Regions from separate parts of the Mus musculus genome. Here regions 1 and 3 are each linked to region 2. A link is a loop called in an ENCODE intact Hi-C map of the cell type or tissue named here. Cell type or tissue: left cerebral cortex. All regions are shown on one strand.

Region 1 (5,000 bases), 130 kb before region 2:
CAGCCAGGGAGGCTAAAGTGATGTTAATTCGGGTAACAGGGATCTCTCTTCTTGGGCGTTTTGAGTGGAGCAAGAAGCAAGTGAGCAGAGATTCAGACAGAATGCCCCTTACTAGGCAGACACACAGGTCTGCACTGAGGAACCTATGCCCACGTCTGGGCTATGGACATGTTATCCTGGTGGTCATTGGCATTCCCAGCACGCACTCCAGCCCTAGCTGCCCCTGTCAGCTGTCCCTTAGGAGCATACACAATGCATTATTTACTCGGCTGTCAGCCTTCTTAGAGACCAATAGGCAGCAACCACAATACAAGCTTTAGCCTTCAGGAAGGGCCCCGCCACGTCTTGGACACTGTTCCAACCCGCTGACCACACTGCTCTTACCCTTTTCTAGTGTGAGAGAAACACCCTCCCCCCTCCTGTTGTAGCCTTAGCTGCCAAAGCCGGCTGACTTTCTGAGGAGCAGGGACAGTAGGAAGGGCTTGGTGACCTGACTGAGGCCCCCTTGAGTGGGAGGGAACCCAGTCTAGGACTAGACAAGGTTTCCCAGGGCATGGATGGATGCCACTCTGTTGATTAAATGCTTCGACATTGCCGCGTGCCTTCAGCTAATTAGTATGAACAGCACCAAGTGAGCCAGTGAGCAGACAGACCCTGGCAGGCAGCCAGAGACTCAATGTAGCCAGACCCCACTGCCCCCATAGAGTTATCCCACCCCAGGACTGACACAGGCTGGACAGCTGCTAAGTGCCTAACCACCCCATAACTTACTTTCCTGCCCAGGCCTCCTCCACCTAACAGAGATGGTAGCCCCTGATCTGATGTGAACGGCAGGGTTTTGGTCAAAGCTTTAGGCCCCTTGGGCTGTGTACTCACCATGAGCCCTGCAGAGTTAGGGAGGCAAGCGCACTGATGGGGTTGCTGGCACCGACCACTATGTTGCACCCTTCTCCCCTCTAGCCTCCATGGCCATCTGGAAGGTCAAGTCCCACACAGTCACGGTCGAGCTCCTGGGAAGGCTACCTCAGAGTGACTGTGTCAAGATGAATGGGGATCTGCAGGCTGACCCACCTGCAAAGACAATGCATGGTCAGAGTGCAAGGGAGCCTGATACTGGTCAATACCCAGGTATACTCAGGGGGCACTCAGTCCCTTCCCAAGTTTGCCCCTTTCTGGCTCCTATGAACCTGGCCAGCCTGTTGGAGTCCTTAGCTCAGGCTTCATCTGAGGCACCCAGAGAGGTGGTAACAACCTGGGCTTTGGGACTTGGGAGGAAACCTGGCTCCTGGCAGCCGGAAAGCATCCCTTAAGTAGTCTCTGCTCGCCATCCCAACATAAGACCGTAACTTGGTTATTTCGGGCTGCACAAGCCAGACCAGCATTATCAATTGAAATCAAGAGAGTCAAATAAACCTGAGTAAATCTCTCAGTGCCCAGGAAGACCTGGCAGGCAGAAGCTGCTGCTGCCGCCTGATGTAGCTAGATCTTGAGGGCTGGCGTCTCCCGCATGGACATTCTTGCTTGGCTGGAACTATGTGGTCTTGCTAAGGCTCCAAGCTCTAGACTTACCCAAAGTTATTCAGAATCCACCTTCCCAACAGCAAGAGTGGCCGAATCTCTCACAGCGTTTCTGCTCCAGAAATGGCCCTCATGAGTGGACACTGTGGCCGGCCAGTAGCTTGGGCACAAGCCCTACCCCTCCCCTTCCCTTCTCAGACATCAGGAGAAAGCCACCCAACTTCTCACCTATTTTGGTAAAGGCAGCCGAAGAGGCACAGGTCTCCTGCTTCTCACAGGCGAGATGTGGCATGTCCCTCGTGCTAGGGAACAGCTTTCTATGACGAAAGGCATGAGATTGGAGCTTATAAGTGGAGTTATCAACAGATTGCAGGGCTGCAGCCTGGCGACTGGCTGTGGCCAGAGCACTGCGCTGGGGACGGAGCTCTGCACCCGGAGGGAGTGAGTCAGAGCCGAGAAGAGCAGGCATCCAATGCGCTCTCTGCAGGCAGTTTCCAGCTCTGGGTTGGGGGACGCCAGCCGCCTGCGCGCCGGATTTCTGCAGCAACAGCCAGGGGAATGAAGGACCGGCCGGGAAGCAGGAGCTGTAACCATGGGGACTGGGGGAGGCGCGGACCGCGGCAGCGCCGTGCCCTGGCTCCCTGCGGCAGAGCGGGAATGGTTCTTCCCAGCCCGGCGGCCGGCTGCCCGTCACACTGCAGAGTCGATTTAAAGAGACAACCGACCAGGGTTTGCTGCTTGCTTCCAACCGATTCAGACAACTCACATTAAAGCATTTTCCCCAAAAGGAGGACAGGATGATGTTATTTCATTTTAAAAAGAGATCCCTGTCTCTCGAGGGCTGCAGGAACAGGAAGGTGAAAACGGAAATTGATTTTGGAAGAATCTTCACAATCCATGTATTAAAATACTGTTCAAATCCAAATTTTCCGAAACTGAGGTGAAGACTGTGTGAGCATGAGTCAGCAGGGCTGCTCCTGTCTGTGGACATGGCCTGGCGGGGCAGAAAGTGTCTTCCCTAACCCCAGTGTTGAACCCTTCTCCAAGCCTGGGCCAAAGGACTGAGTGTTGAGAAGGAAAGTGTACAGAGGCGTGAGTCAGAGTCCAGCTCATCTGCTGTGGGATGGCTTGGCCCAGACTGGTTGCCTGAGGGGAGAGTTGGATCAGGTCAAGCTTTTTCACAAAGTTTATCCCCTTGGCAGATGTTGGCATGACATTGTGATTAGGAGACACCTGTTTGGGGACCATTCCCTTCCCTCTCCACCTGGCTCCTTTTCTTGTAGCACCTCCATCCCACCTAGCAACTTTGCTCTTCAGGTGCTGTTAAAGCTAGTGTCTACTCTAGGAGGCCCCTAGGTTCTTGCTACTCTGGAGTTTAAAGGATTGGAAGCTAGAGTTCCTGGGGCAGGGGAGGTAGTTAAAGGATCATAAAGATAGAATTAGACCCAGGGACATTGTGATTTTTGTTTTAGAAATCCTGTGGTGTGTAACCTCTGGGTGGGGTGTGGTCAACTCTCCTGTCCCAGTCCTCAGTGGGAACACTGAGCCCCGAACTTCAGATAAGGGACTTGACCCTGAGGAATTCTGTCTGCTCAGCACCCTATGAGTGATGGAGGCCTCCATGTGTTCTGAACTCTCAGAGTCTCTTCTCCAGGAACTGGAGGCCAGCCAAAGTCCCTGATGGATCCTGGATGATAGTCTTAGTCGGGTGGATAGGGAACGGGGCAGAAAGGAGAGCAGGAAGTATGTAGGGGGAGGTGGCTCTGAATCAGAGTAGGCTCTGACACTGGTCTTCTGCTCAGGGCTCCAGGTCTGTCACAGGTGGTCCAGGCCCTCAGGAGAGGCAGAAGAGGCCTGGCTACTGGCCCCTGGACTCTATGTACTGCGTGAGTGATGATTCTCAGCTTCTTCCTGGAGTGGCCAGAAGGAGTCTATCTCCTTGTATTGTGTAGCTGAAGTTTCCAAAAACAGAGCCCAAGGCCTGGCTTTATAAATACTCGGGCACTAAACCATTCATAATGGTCACATATGCCTCTCTACATTTGTGCCAGGGCCTAGGTTGGAGCTGCCCATGGAGGGCATCACTTCAGGCTTAGTCTCTGGGGTACCACTGGAGACAGGTGCCGTGATGACCTGCATGGTGAGCCATGTTTTATATCAGTGGTCCTCAGCCGTTCTAATGCTTCAACCCTTTAATACAGTTCCTCATGTTGTGGTGAACCCCAACCATAAAGTTATTTTTGTTGCTACTTTATAACTGTAGTTTTGCTACTGTTATGAATCACAGTATAAATATCTGTGTTTTCCTATGGTCTTAGGTGATCCCCATGAAAGAGTTGTTCAACCCCAAGGTTGAAAAGTTCCTAGTTGAGAACCCCTGTTCTATATCAACACAGAATCTTCGATGGTATGGGGAAACGGAGGCATGATATAGTCAGATGTACTTCTGGTTACCACCCAGCCTTTGCTGTTGCTCTGGGAGACCCCCTGTCCTATTTGCTAGACAGGCCACACTTGCTTCTTACTAGAAGCATAGCTGCCTGTGGATTGCCTTTTCTACATAAGAAAACCTGATATTTGTGGCTCAAGGCTCAGATCTCATATCTCTCAACACTGGGAGTAATGTAAATGACCCTGCAGTTAGGAACCTGCCCCTACACAAGGTTCCAAGAGGCCCAAGCTTTTTCTAGTCTGCTCCTCTGGGCATCTCCAGCTGGGTGGATTCTGTGTTGCTATGGGACACAGCCTGATCTCTGGGCATTATGGAGATAGTCATCGCAGAATAACTGCTAACTCTCCAAACTGGTCCAAGAGAGCACAGGAAAAGATCAAGGCTAGGACAAGACAATGAACTAACCCTCACCTGAGACCATGGGGATGCAGGCGATGAGGACCCTTACACAGCATAGGTAAAATCCCTCCATGTTGGGAAATGACAATCTCTGCCCCACAGGTTGGGTCTTTGCTTAGGGGACATTCTGTTTACAAAAGTTCCCCAAGTCCAGTTCTTGCAGAGATGCCAGTAGAGGGTGACAGTCACATGACAGCATCTATGACAGTCACATGAGCAGTGGTGTCTGGCAAGGAGCTGGCTCATGGGACAGCAGGACAATGACAATAGAGATGACTTGCCTGCAAGTCTCCAGCACGTGCTGATACTTTGTCCTTGAGGATTTCATGTTAAGACGACTCCAGCTATAGTCCTCAGGCCTGTCCATTGCCAGGCAGGTTATCCTACCTCGTCATCCAGGGTCATCTTCATAGGTAGTAAACCGGAAGTGACTGTTAACATTCACAACATTTACAAAGTTCCCTCTCTGTAAACCTCCACATGTTTGGCTGAGACAGGATAGTCCCTGTAGACACACAGCACGGAACATCTCATCATGGCCAGATTCATAAAGGGCCAGACAGCACCTCTCTTTAGGCTCTGTGGGCTAGGTCTTCCTAACAGCACCCCACCTTGCTGGTGCAGACAAGCC
Region 2 (5,000 bases):
AACGGCCCCCCAGCATGGCCCATGTCTTGGTGCCCAGAATGTGAATCTGTAGACCAAAAGGGTTTAAGACTACAGAGAAAAAACAGGTGGTGGACAGCTGTCCTCCTCTTGTGGGTTTCGCAGAGAACAGAGTCCAAAGAGGAGACAGACAGAGACTGCAGGGCTAGAGAGAGCTAGAATCACATCTAAGCTTTGAAGGTGAAGGTGGTCCTTGATACAGGAGGGCCATCACCCATACGTCTAAGAATGTGGAACACCAGAAGACCTGGGTGGGACAATGACCTCAGAACATTGGACAATTATGTTTAGGTTGTTAAAAGCCACCAAGTTTGGATGAATTTTGTTGTTGTTGTTTTTGCAGCCCCTGAAAATGAATACATGTGGCACACATTAATTAAAAAGCAATTAATTCTTATTTTCTGGGGAGATGCTTAGAGACTAGTTTAGTTTCCTGTACATCAGAAATCTGCCTGCCAAGTTGGCATCCTTGGAGGACTCCTGCCTAAATTAATGGCTGCTGACATACTGTTCATGAGTTTCCTGAGCTATGCTCAGTGGAGGATTTTTTGGAAGACAGAGCACTTGAACACTCGAGCCGCCACGCCTCTACCAGGTGTCCACAGCGCCCTGAGGCAGTGCCATCACCAGGTAGAGAGGTTCCGTCTGCCCTTTGAAAGCAGACCTCCATTGCTGCAGCACATGCTTACAAGCAGACTAGAAGACATCCTTCATTCACCTTGTGTATCATCCCAGAGTTGTTATCTAGATGCCTGTTTGCAGTGGGCATGCGCATGTGCATATAAATATGTGCATGCAGGTATGTGTGACGCTGCGTTATCTATGTATACATACAAGCATGCTTGTGCATGTGCTTGTACATTTGTGCGTATGTGTGCTATGCATGTGCACGTATCTGTATATACCTGCGTCCATGCCACATGTTTGCTCTGTGTGTCTATGTGTGTGTTTGTATGTGTGTGTATGTTTGTATGTATTTACTAGAATGTATATCCATTCCTTTGCTTGGTTATCCTGGTCACCTGGCCACTTTCTCTCCCAGCACAGGTGATTTTAGTGGCTAGAGGCCCTAGACATTCTCTAGAGCTTAGATGGCCTGGTCTCCATGGGACTCGGCTTCAGGGTTCTTCGGCTTTTCCACAGAGGGAATGCCTCCCTCGAGATGTTCACACAGCCTGGCTGCTCTGTGAACCTGGTAGTCCAGAAATTCTGTTCTCATCTGGGGACAGTTTAAAAACAGCTCATTGTGGTTCCAGGATGCACAAGTCTGCCTGCCGTCTGAGAACATGAGATAAGAGTCAGGAGGCCCAGTGTCTCCAAAGGTGCTGATGCAGAGACAATCTTCCCCCACCAGAAAGCTAGCAGCTGAGGCAGGTGGTCAGATGGCCTTGGCCTTGTTTCTGTGTGGAAGAAACCTGTGGTTGGAAGGGCCCCTGTGCTGGTTTGCTTTCTCATGGCCTCTGATCTCAAAACAGCTGGTCCTTAGGGGAAAACAACTTGCCGATCTTCAAGCTGGGGGACAGCTAGGGGTAGGAACCTGGGGTCTGGGAAAACCTGATGCTGTGGATGAGAAGAGATTGGGCTGCTCTGTAAGGACCTGAGACTAGGACAGTCTCTCTCTCTCTCTCTCTCTCTCTCTCTCTCTCTCTCTCTCTCTCTCTAAAAGCAGTAAAATATGAAACTATCTCACTAGGATTTGGCTGCAAGCCATGGCTCAGAAACCAAGCTACCAAGCTGGCCACGAAAGGAACCCAGTCAGCTCACAAATTGGGAGGAAGGGAAGGAGAAGGAAGGTAGACAGGGAGACTGTAGCTTCTGTGGCATGATCTTTGCTCTTCCTGGGCCCAGTCCTGCCCCCAATAGCCATCTGGAGCCCCAGCTAACCCCTGCCTACCTTTGAGAGTCGGGGGACTATAAGAAGGAGTGGCACCCTCTGGACTCCTCTTAGCCAGTGGGCTGCTACCCTGGAATGTCTCATTGTGAGTGAGATGCTTGTGAGCAAGCATTCATCACTCTTCCTCAGACTGCAGACCCTCACGTGGTTCTGCAAGTGCGCTAGGATCCTGCCTGGGGTACTTGCGCTCTTCCCAAGACAGATCAGGCTGCATTTGCTGGCTAGAGGGGGCAGAGGATAGGCTGCACTTCAGGGTATTCTGACAGCCTACTTCACTCCAGCTGCCCACCACACTGGGATGGGCTCCTGTGCTGATCTGCCTTTAGACCTGCTCATTTCTGCCCCAGTTTCCAGATCTTTACAGAAGAGCAGAGGTGCCTTTGCCATGGTCCTCTGCTTCCAATACTTGGCAGACATATACCTGTACTCAGCGTTCATCCCCACCCCCAGCATCTCCACCAGGCCAGGTTCTTCTTGTCTCCCAGACTCATTGGCATCCAGAGCATGCAAGCCTCCTTGTGTCTTGTCCAGCCTGAGTCTAAACCCTCCCTTTCTTCCCAGGGCCTTGTTTCTGCATGACAACCATAGCCAGGTGGCCAGGTGAAGATGTCCCTGGGCCCCTCTACCCAAGACCTTCTGAAGCCTCAAAACCTATGGGTGAAGAGCTGATGCTTGCCTGGCTTTAAATAGCTCTGCAGGGAGGTGAGGCAACTCAGCTCAGAGGACAGGAAGGTAATCACGCCTGACAAGTGTTATTTTTACCCAGATCTGTCCAGCTGCGGGGGGTGGGGGTGGGGGCTTATGTAACTAAAAGCAGGATATTTGCTAAGTCTAAGTAAACCTTCAAAAGTGGGAAGGGAGAAAGGGGGGAGGAGAAAGGAGGAAGAGAGGGAGGGGAGGACGAAGAAAAGGAAGAGAGAGGGAAGAAGGAGGAGAAAGATAGAAACAGAGGTGAAGGGAGGGTGGGTGTAGAGATGGAAAGAGAGAAGGAAGAAAGAGGAAGGGAGAAAATCGGCAGATGCCAGGTCAGCACAGAACAGCTGATACTTTCCTTTGCTGCCACCTGGTGGTCACCAGTGTCCTCTATAGGTACGGAGTCACCCACAGCACCCTGGAGTAAGCTGGGACAAGTGTAGCTAACTTAAGTGGGGCACAGGGAAGAGGCCTGCCAGCCTGTGCTGAGGACTGGGCCTTCAGCTCCCATCACAGCTAATGGTGATGTCTACCTGACCACAGAGCTTGGAGTGGATAGGGTGGAACTGATCGTCCACATCTGAGGATGGGGAAGCTGTCAGGAAGCAGTGAGCACCATGACACTTTCCTGTCCCAAGGAAGACACAGAGCATGCCGTCACCTACCAGGATCCTGAACTGAGGGTTCCAGACACTGTCTCGTAGGCTGGTGATAGAGATATCCAACATCTTGGGCTGGACCCAGGGACAGTGTATGCTTGAAGTCCACACAGCATGTAGAATGAATGGTTTAAGGCCCCTGCCCCTTGGGATTCTGGAAGGGCTGGTAAGTTACAATGTATGCTTCTATAACAGAGAGATATGGCCTCAAGGGGAAGGGGAAATGGCCCTCCCCTAGTCCCCATGAGTAAGCCTGTCTAAAATGGTTTGTTACCTCCATGAGCACAGCTCCAGCACAGCCCCATCCATACTAGTAGCCTCAGCCACCCGCCAGCAGGTTCAGATCTCTACAGTGAAAAAAGAGAGGCAGTATTTTGAAAGCGATGAAGAGGAGTAAACAGCATGATGCTCGTGCATATGGAGCCCCAGAAGGACATGAGAAAGACAGTAGACAAAAACCTAAGGGAATATGGCCAAGAGAAGTCCAACAAGCCTGAAGCAGAATAAACATAGAGAAGTCAGACCTAAACACACAGACCAGGAGCGAGTCGGTAGAGTGACCAGGGTTGGGGGTGGGGAGAAAAATGATCAGACAATGATGACACAGCCGGGCATGGTGGCGCATGCCTTTAATCCCAGCACTTGGGAGGCAGAAGCAGGCGGATTTCTGAGTTTGAGGCCAGCCTGGTCTACAAAGTGAGTTCCAGGACAGCCAGGACTACACAGAGAAACCCTGTCTTGGAAAAGAGAAAAAACAAAAAAACAAACAAACAAAAAATGATGACACAGCTTCCCACTGAGTTACAGGGAACGGACAGCAGAAAGAACACTTAATCACCCACAATTCTGTGTCTATTACGTATGTGACTTTTATTTGCAAAATAGATACATCTCCAGATAAGAAAGAAAAATTTAAAAACAGAAAGTCAACCAGAAGCATTCTATAGGCAACATGTACATAATTAAATGTGAAGGACTATATTCCTTTACTGTCTGATTATTTAAGAACAATGTGAGCAGTTTAACATAAAAAGGATTACATTGCCATTTATTAAACCTGCAGATTTAGACTATGGGACGGTGGCACAAAGGGACTGCAGTGGCTGAGGCTGCACTCTGTTAGGTGAAAGAGGATCTGTGTTTATGCTAAATAACTGAGAAAAGCCAAAGTTGTACTTTTTAACTCTGAGATCAGGGATTAAAATAACCATGCAAAGAGGCAGAGGGAAAGCATCCCCAGGAGAGTTAAAATTTGTCAACCGACTTTTAAAGAGGCAGCAGGAAGGGCCAGAAAAGCAAAAGAGGCGGAGAGGAAGGAGCAAGCACAGCATGGGTCACAGCAGTTTCAGAGGGTCCCCGGCTCCTCAGCTAAAAGGCTGGACTTGCCAGGCTGGAGGGCTCATGTGGCTCAGGGTCAGCTGCTTGTCTGGCATCCCCAGTGTTACCAAAATACTAAACAGACAGATAAAAGTCGAAAGGCATATGTTGGCTTATAGTATAGCAGGCTATATTTTAAAGATTTTTTTTTTACTGTTTTCATTGAAGTGGTGGGGGAGGGGGATCACACAGTGAGGAGGCATGCAGTGTGAGGATGTGTGCTCAGGGGCCACAGAGGGCATTAGACCCCCTCCAGTTGGAACTACAGGTGACTGTGAGTCTCCAACATGGGCACTGGGAACAAACTCAGGTCCTCCATAAGAGCACGCCTTGCTTTTTACAGCTAAGTCATCTTTTCA
Region 3 (5,000 bases), 140 kb before region 2:
TCAGCAGGTTTTCACAGAAGCAACGCTTGCAAAGGCTTTTGCAGTTTCTACCCCCCTACGCCCATTTGACAGAGACAGGCTTGTCTGGGGTCTCAGAGGGGGAAGTCACGCCCATAATTCCTGGGACCACTTCTCTCTCTCTCTCTCTCTCTCTCTCTCTCTCTCTCTCTCTCTCTCTCTCTCTCTCTCTCTCTCGTAGATGTCTGATTGACTTTGGTTATGATAATTTCACCAGCATGTCTCAGTTCTGCCTAGCTAGCCAGGGCAGGGCCAGCATTGTTCAGCCTATGACTCTGACTCCATCATGGTTGTGTACCTGTCTAAGTCTCATCCTACAGCTTCTGCGGTCTGGGTGTGCTTCTCAAATTCTCTGCTGAAGGGGGTTGGGGAGGTGGCTCAGTGGTTAAGAGCACTGGCTGCTCTTCCAGAGGTCCTGAGTTCAATTCCCAGGCACCACATGGTGGCTCACAACCATCTGTAATGCGATCTGATGCCCTCTTCTGGTGTACTCATATACATAAAATAAATAAATTTCTTAAAGAAATCTCTGCTGAAACTCGATTGTCAGCACGATGGTATTAGGAGATGCTGGGATGGAATCTCATGAACAGGTTTAGTGCCATTATCAACGAGGCCCCTAAGGGTCCCCTTAACTGGAGGACTTAGAGAGAATGCCATCTGTGTACCAAGACATGAGTTCTCATCAGACACCAAACCTGTTCAATACCCTCGCCCTTGAATTCCAATTTCTAGACCTGTGAAGAACCAATTTCTATTCTAGCCATTGTTATCAATCAGCCACTCTATGGTAACTTGTGAGAGCTGCCAAAGTAGACTAAGAACAGTTTTGGATCAATCTTCTCCCCCAACAGTGCCCTTGACTTACCAAGCCTCCACTTGTGTCTGCCTATGGCCTAGGCCTAGGCATTACTCATAATTTTAATTATGGGGTTGGCTGTGGCTATGGCTGAAATCCCCTTCTTCTATCTCCTTGTGCAGCTTCTATGGATTCAGGCATACAGAAGTCACACACATCTCGTTCCCAGACAAAGGCACCCAGAAACAAGCTCAGAAGTAGACCTCTGTCTAGAAGGTCCTTAGATTAAAAAGTCACAATAGAGAGGGGACTTCAAGGACCCTGCAAGCATGACCATGACCTCTTAGGATGCTGGAACCAATATGCTTCCATTTCAGGACAGACTTGTTTTACATAGTTTTACAAGAACTCGGAGGCTGATGTTAAGAAGTCCCAGTGAGGGCTAAGAGATGGCTCAACCTTTAAGAGCACTGGGTGTTTTTCAGAGGTCTGGGGATTGGTTTTCAGCATCTGCATGGAAGCTTGTATTTATCCTTAACTTTAGTTCTAGGGAATCAGGCACCCTCTACTGGCCTCCTTGGGCACATACACAGAACACATACATACATAGAGGCAAAACACTCATACCCATAAAACAGAAAGAAAGAAAGAAAGAAAGAGAGAGAGAGAGAGAGAGAGAGAGAGAGAGAGAGAGAGAGAGAGAGAGAGAGAGAAAGAGGGAGGGAGGGAGGGAGGGAGGGAGGGAGGAAGGAAGGAAGGAAGGAAGGAGGAAGGAAGGAGGAAGGAAAGAAAAGAAGAAAGAAAGAAAGAAAGAAAGAGAGAGAGAGAGAGAGAGAGAGAGAGAGAGAGAGAGAGAGAGAGAGAGAGAAGAAAGAAGGCTCAAGTCCCAGGATGGAAGGATTGGGGTTTCTCCAGTACTCCTTGTGGTCACTATGCTGGATAGGCTGGGGTGGGCTTCCTTACCTCTGATGCAAGATGTAGGTGATGACAGAGGCAAGGAGACACAGGAGCATGACCGCGGTGCAGGCATACACCACAGGATGCAGGAACTCCCCTGGGTACTGGGGCAGGGAGAGGACAGTCTTCAAATCCTGGAAAGGAAGAGGAGTGTGGAGTGACTGATACGGATGGCCAGGGCTCTTTATGTGACTTGTCAGATGTTTCAGGAGGGGTCAGGCTGGTAGCAGAGAGGGACTCTCTTTAGTGACTACTAATGCAGGAAGGGTGTAGGGTGGAGTATTCTAGGAGCCCAACTGGGGTTGGTGTCTTCTCAGGGCTGCTCAGCTGAGAGCATCTGCCCCTGACTCTGAGAGCATCTCCTAGAGGCAGCATTTCCACAGTGCTTATATCTATCCATGTCACAGATAGAGGGCAGGCAGGCACCAGCTTCCACTGCCTGTGTGCCTGCTGCCATCAGACAAGCTACAGAACACTTAGCCTCCCCAACACACTTTTGCACCCCACGCTCATTGACACTATTTTTTAAAATGGTTCCCTAGGGGAATTCTCCACCAGTTTTCAGCACGTCCTAGGGGCATTAACCCAAGCAGATGGAGAAAGAGATGTTATAAGCAATAGGTAACCTCAGGACCCTTTCTGGCTTCATCCACTCTACTGTGTATCAGAACTGAAGTAAAGGGCTGGAGGTCACAGTTCAAATGAAAGCATGGCTTTCCTGGGATAGGGGCAAAACAGAGAAATGAATATCTGGGTTGGAAATCCTTAGGGCCCTGGGGTGGGTGTCCTTGCCACTATGTTTGGGGCAAGAGGGTCAAGTCTCTGGTTGACCTTGAAGAGACGCCTGGTCAGTGGGCAGCCAGGGCTTCTGCCCACAGTGTCCCCATACCCATCACACTTCTGGGTCATAGCTGATGCAGGGAAGGGGTCTGAGGGTAGCACATGAGGACATGGGTAGCACATGAACAACTAACTCTCTGGAAGACATGAGGCTCAAAAGGTGAGATGCCACGTGGCCTGTGTCCATCCCAGGTCATGATTTCCTAATGAGACATTGCAAAGCTAGCTCTAGAGCAGGTCCATTATACTTCTCTTGATTGGAGATCCCCACATCCTACCCGCCTAACCAGGAAACTTCCCACCCTTGGCCCAAGGTCCTGGGAAGGGGAATCTGTAGTCTAGATAGCTACAAGTTGGCACAGCTAAGGGAGAATGACCTATAGCGCCATCACATCTCTGACCCAGGAAGCCCTCAGAAGTGCTGGCCAGGCAACAATTGCAGGAGGAGCCTGTGCCTGAGGACAAGGCTCCTGTAATGGATTGAGGGTTTCTGAAGGGGGTGAGTGTACTGTTTCCCCAAGGAATGTGTCTTCAACCGTGCCTTGCTTCCTGGACATCCAGCACCTTGTCTGGAGGGTCAGCTCAGTTATGCGGCATACTTGGGGCATTTGCCCATGGGTATTTTAAGGAACACAGCCAGAGACGACCTCACTCTCCAAGCAAATAAGAGCCTCCGTTAAGATCTCCTGAGTGCCCCTGACTTCAAAGCCTCAGGTGCTTTCTATAGTGTGTTAAGTGGAGGGTCCCAGACTCAGTGTAGAGCAGCCGCTTCCAGGACACTTGATCTGCATGGGGGAACCACATGTCCTTCCTTGGTGTCTGTCTGCAGGGAATTTACTAGGTGGTGATAGAGGACACTCTGGCTCCCGTGAACACCAAGGCCATTATTCTGCTTGTCTCGGCTCAGCTGCTTCCTGTCAGACAGAAGCCAACTTCTGAGTCACGGGGAGCAAGCTTCCTGATGAGATCAGGATAGCCACATACCTGATGAGCTCGTGCTAATGGGAGGTGGGGGGGCATGGGGTTCTAAGAACTCTGGGTTCAACTGGGCCCAAGTGACAGCTCCAGGTTCCTATGCACATGGGTTTTTTCATGGGAGTCTTAGGATTTTGATCCATTTTTACCATTGTTGCTAGTGAGGGAGGGAGGGAGGGAGGGAGGGAGGGAGGGAGGGAGGGAGAAAGGGGCAGGGGCAGAGAGAGAGAGACAGAGAGAGACAGAGAGAGAGACACAGAGAGAGAAATAAGAGAGAGAGAAGGGAAGAGATTATGAGAGCAAGAGAGAGAGAAGGGAGAGAGACTATGAGAGAAAGAGAGAGAGAAAACAAAAGTGCAAGTGAGCTTCCAAGGACAGTCCTTGCCTTGCAGTTAGGTATCTTCCCTGGCACCAAAACTCTATAATGAAGGCCTATCTATGGACGGGGTGTGAGGCTGTCACAGGGCTTGTGTGCCTGATGGTATCAGACTCCGGTGATGGGAGGGATCTGAGGCAGCCAAAGAGGGCAGAGGGCTCAGCTCTAAGCAGAGCGGTGCTTGCAGTGCCCCTGGTGTTCTGAGTTGGGAGCACTGCTCCACATTCCCTATAAGAACCTGATCTATGGCTTGGATTCATAGAGCAAAGCCTCGCGGGAGGCCAAATAACAAAACAGAACTGTCTTCATGTAGCAGGCAGGAAGCTCAGAAGCCAGCCTGCTATGCAGTGATTTTTTTTTCCTAGGATGCTGTCCAGACAGGATCACAGTCTTGGGCTGAAGGGCTCATTTCTCAGCTGGACATTGACAGGGGGAGGCCTCTGACCCTTTGGTGGCTCTGTAAGCTTTGGAGACCTGGCCTGGAGGGGGATTGGCATCACCTATATGAAGACAGACTTCCGATACCAGGAACAAGATGACCCAGAGAATGACCAATGAGCTTGGTGAAAAATGGGGTTTGGTTTGGCTTCCTGCTTATTTGTATCAGAATGATCAGCAGTGCCTTTCTGCATTTTTAGAGGTGACATTTAAAATTCAAAGTAGGCAATGCAAAATGGAGATGCATTTCATATTTTAAAGTTCACACATGGGCAAGTTCCTCTCAAGGAGTCTACTGTGCAAATGTTCCTTGGGCAAGATTCCAGTGATCTGACATGGGGTCAGGCAAAAGCTGCCTGGCTTGAGGACAGTTCCCTCTGTAGCTGTGGAGCCAGAACACTCTCAGAGCAGTCATGGTGAGCCGAGCCTGGCTTCCAGGTCACCATATAAGAGCTCTCAAATGACCAAAGCCTGTTGTCCAGCCAGCTGTCACTTGCCCTCACAAATTACAGCTAACATGCTGATAACCGCATGCTCCTGGCTGCCGGCTACCCAGTTACCACACACGTTCCACAGGAACTCTACATCAGTGAAGTC

The links. Hi-C counts contacts between places; a loop is a spot of excess contacts. Peaks named below come from ENCODE experiments on the same cell type or tissue, not always from the same donor. Only the 100,000 strongest peaks of a DNase experiment are listed, where the experiment ranks them.
Region 1: a loop joins it to region 2, with 2.5 times the contacts of the local background. A loop is called at or near these places in 4 of 42 quality-filtered maps.
Region 3: a loop joins it to region 2, with 3 times the contacts of the local background. A loop is called at or near these places in 7 of 42 quality-filtered maps.

What each region holds. Positions count from the first base shown.
Region 1 is chr7:139,831,274-139,836,273 of GRCm38, reverse strand. It overlaps Adgra1 (adhesion G protein-coupled receptor A1), which reads right to left and starts at 2,100. Exons shown (of 8, transcript NM_177469.3): 1 at 1,747-2,100; 2 at 877-1,071. In left cerebral cortex, a CTCF peak has its summit at 2,151; DNase peaks (open chromatin) are centred at 499, 1,533, 2,076 and 2,563; H3K4me3 peaks cover 2,666 bases; H3K27ac peaks cover 3,907 bases.
Region 2 is chr7:139,701,623-139,706,622 of GRCm38, reverse strand. No RefSeq gene overlaps it. Among named protein-coding and RNA genes, the nearest start is that of Gm32680, 20 kb to the right of the region's middle. In left cerebral cortex, a CTCF peak has its summit at 2,981 (motif pointing left); DNase peaks (open chromatin) are centred at 1,740, 2,396 and 2,972; H3K27ac peaks cover 1,323 bases.
Region 3 is chr7:139,842,493-139,847,492 of GRCm38, reverse strand. It overlaps Adgra1 (adhesion G protein-coupled receptor A1), which reads right to left. Exons shown (of 8, transcript NM_177469.3): 4 at 1,781-1,908. Among named protein-coding and RNA genes, the nearest start is that of Adgra1, 11 kb to the right of the region's middle. In left cerebral cortex, CTCF peaks have their summits at 466 (motif pointing left), 2,195 and 4,140; a DNase peak (open chromatin) is centred at 2,193.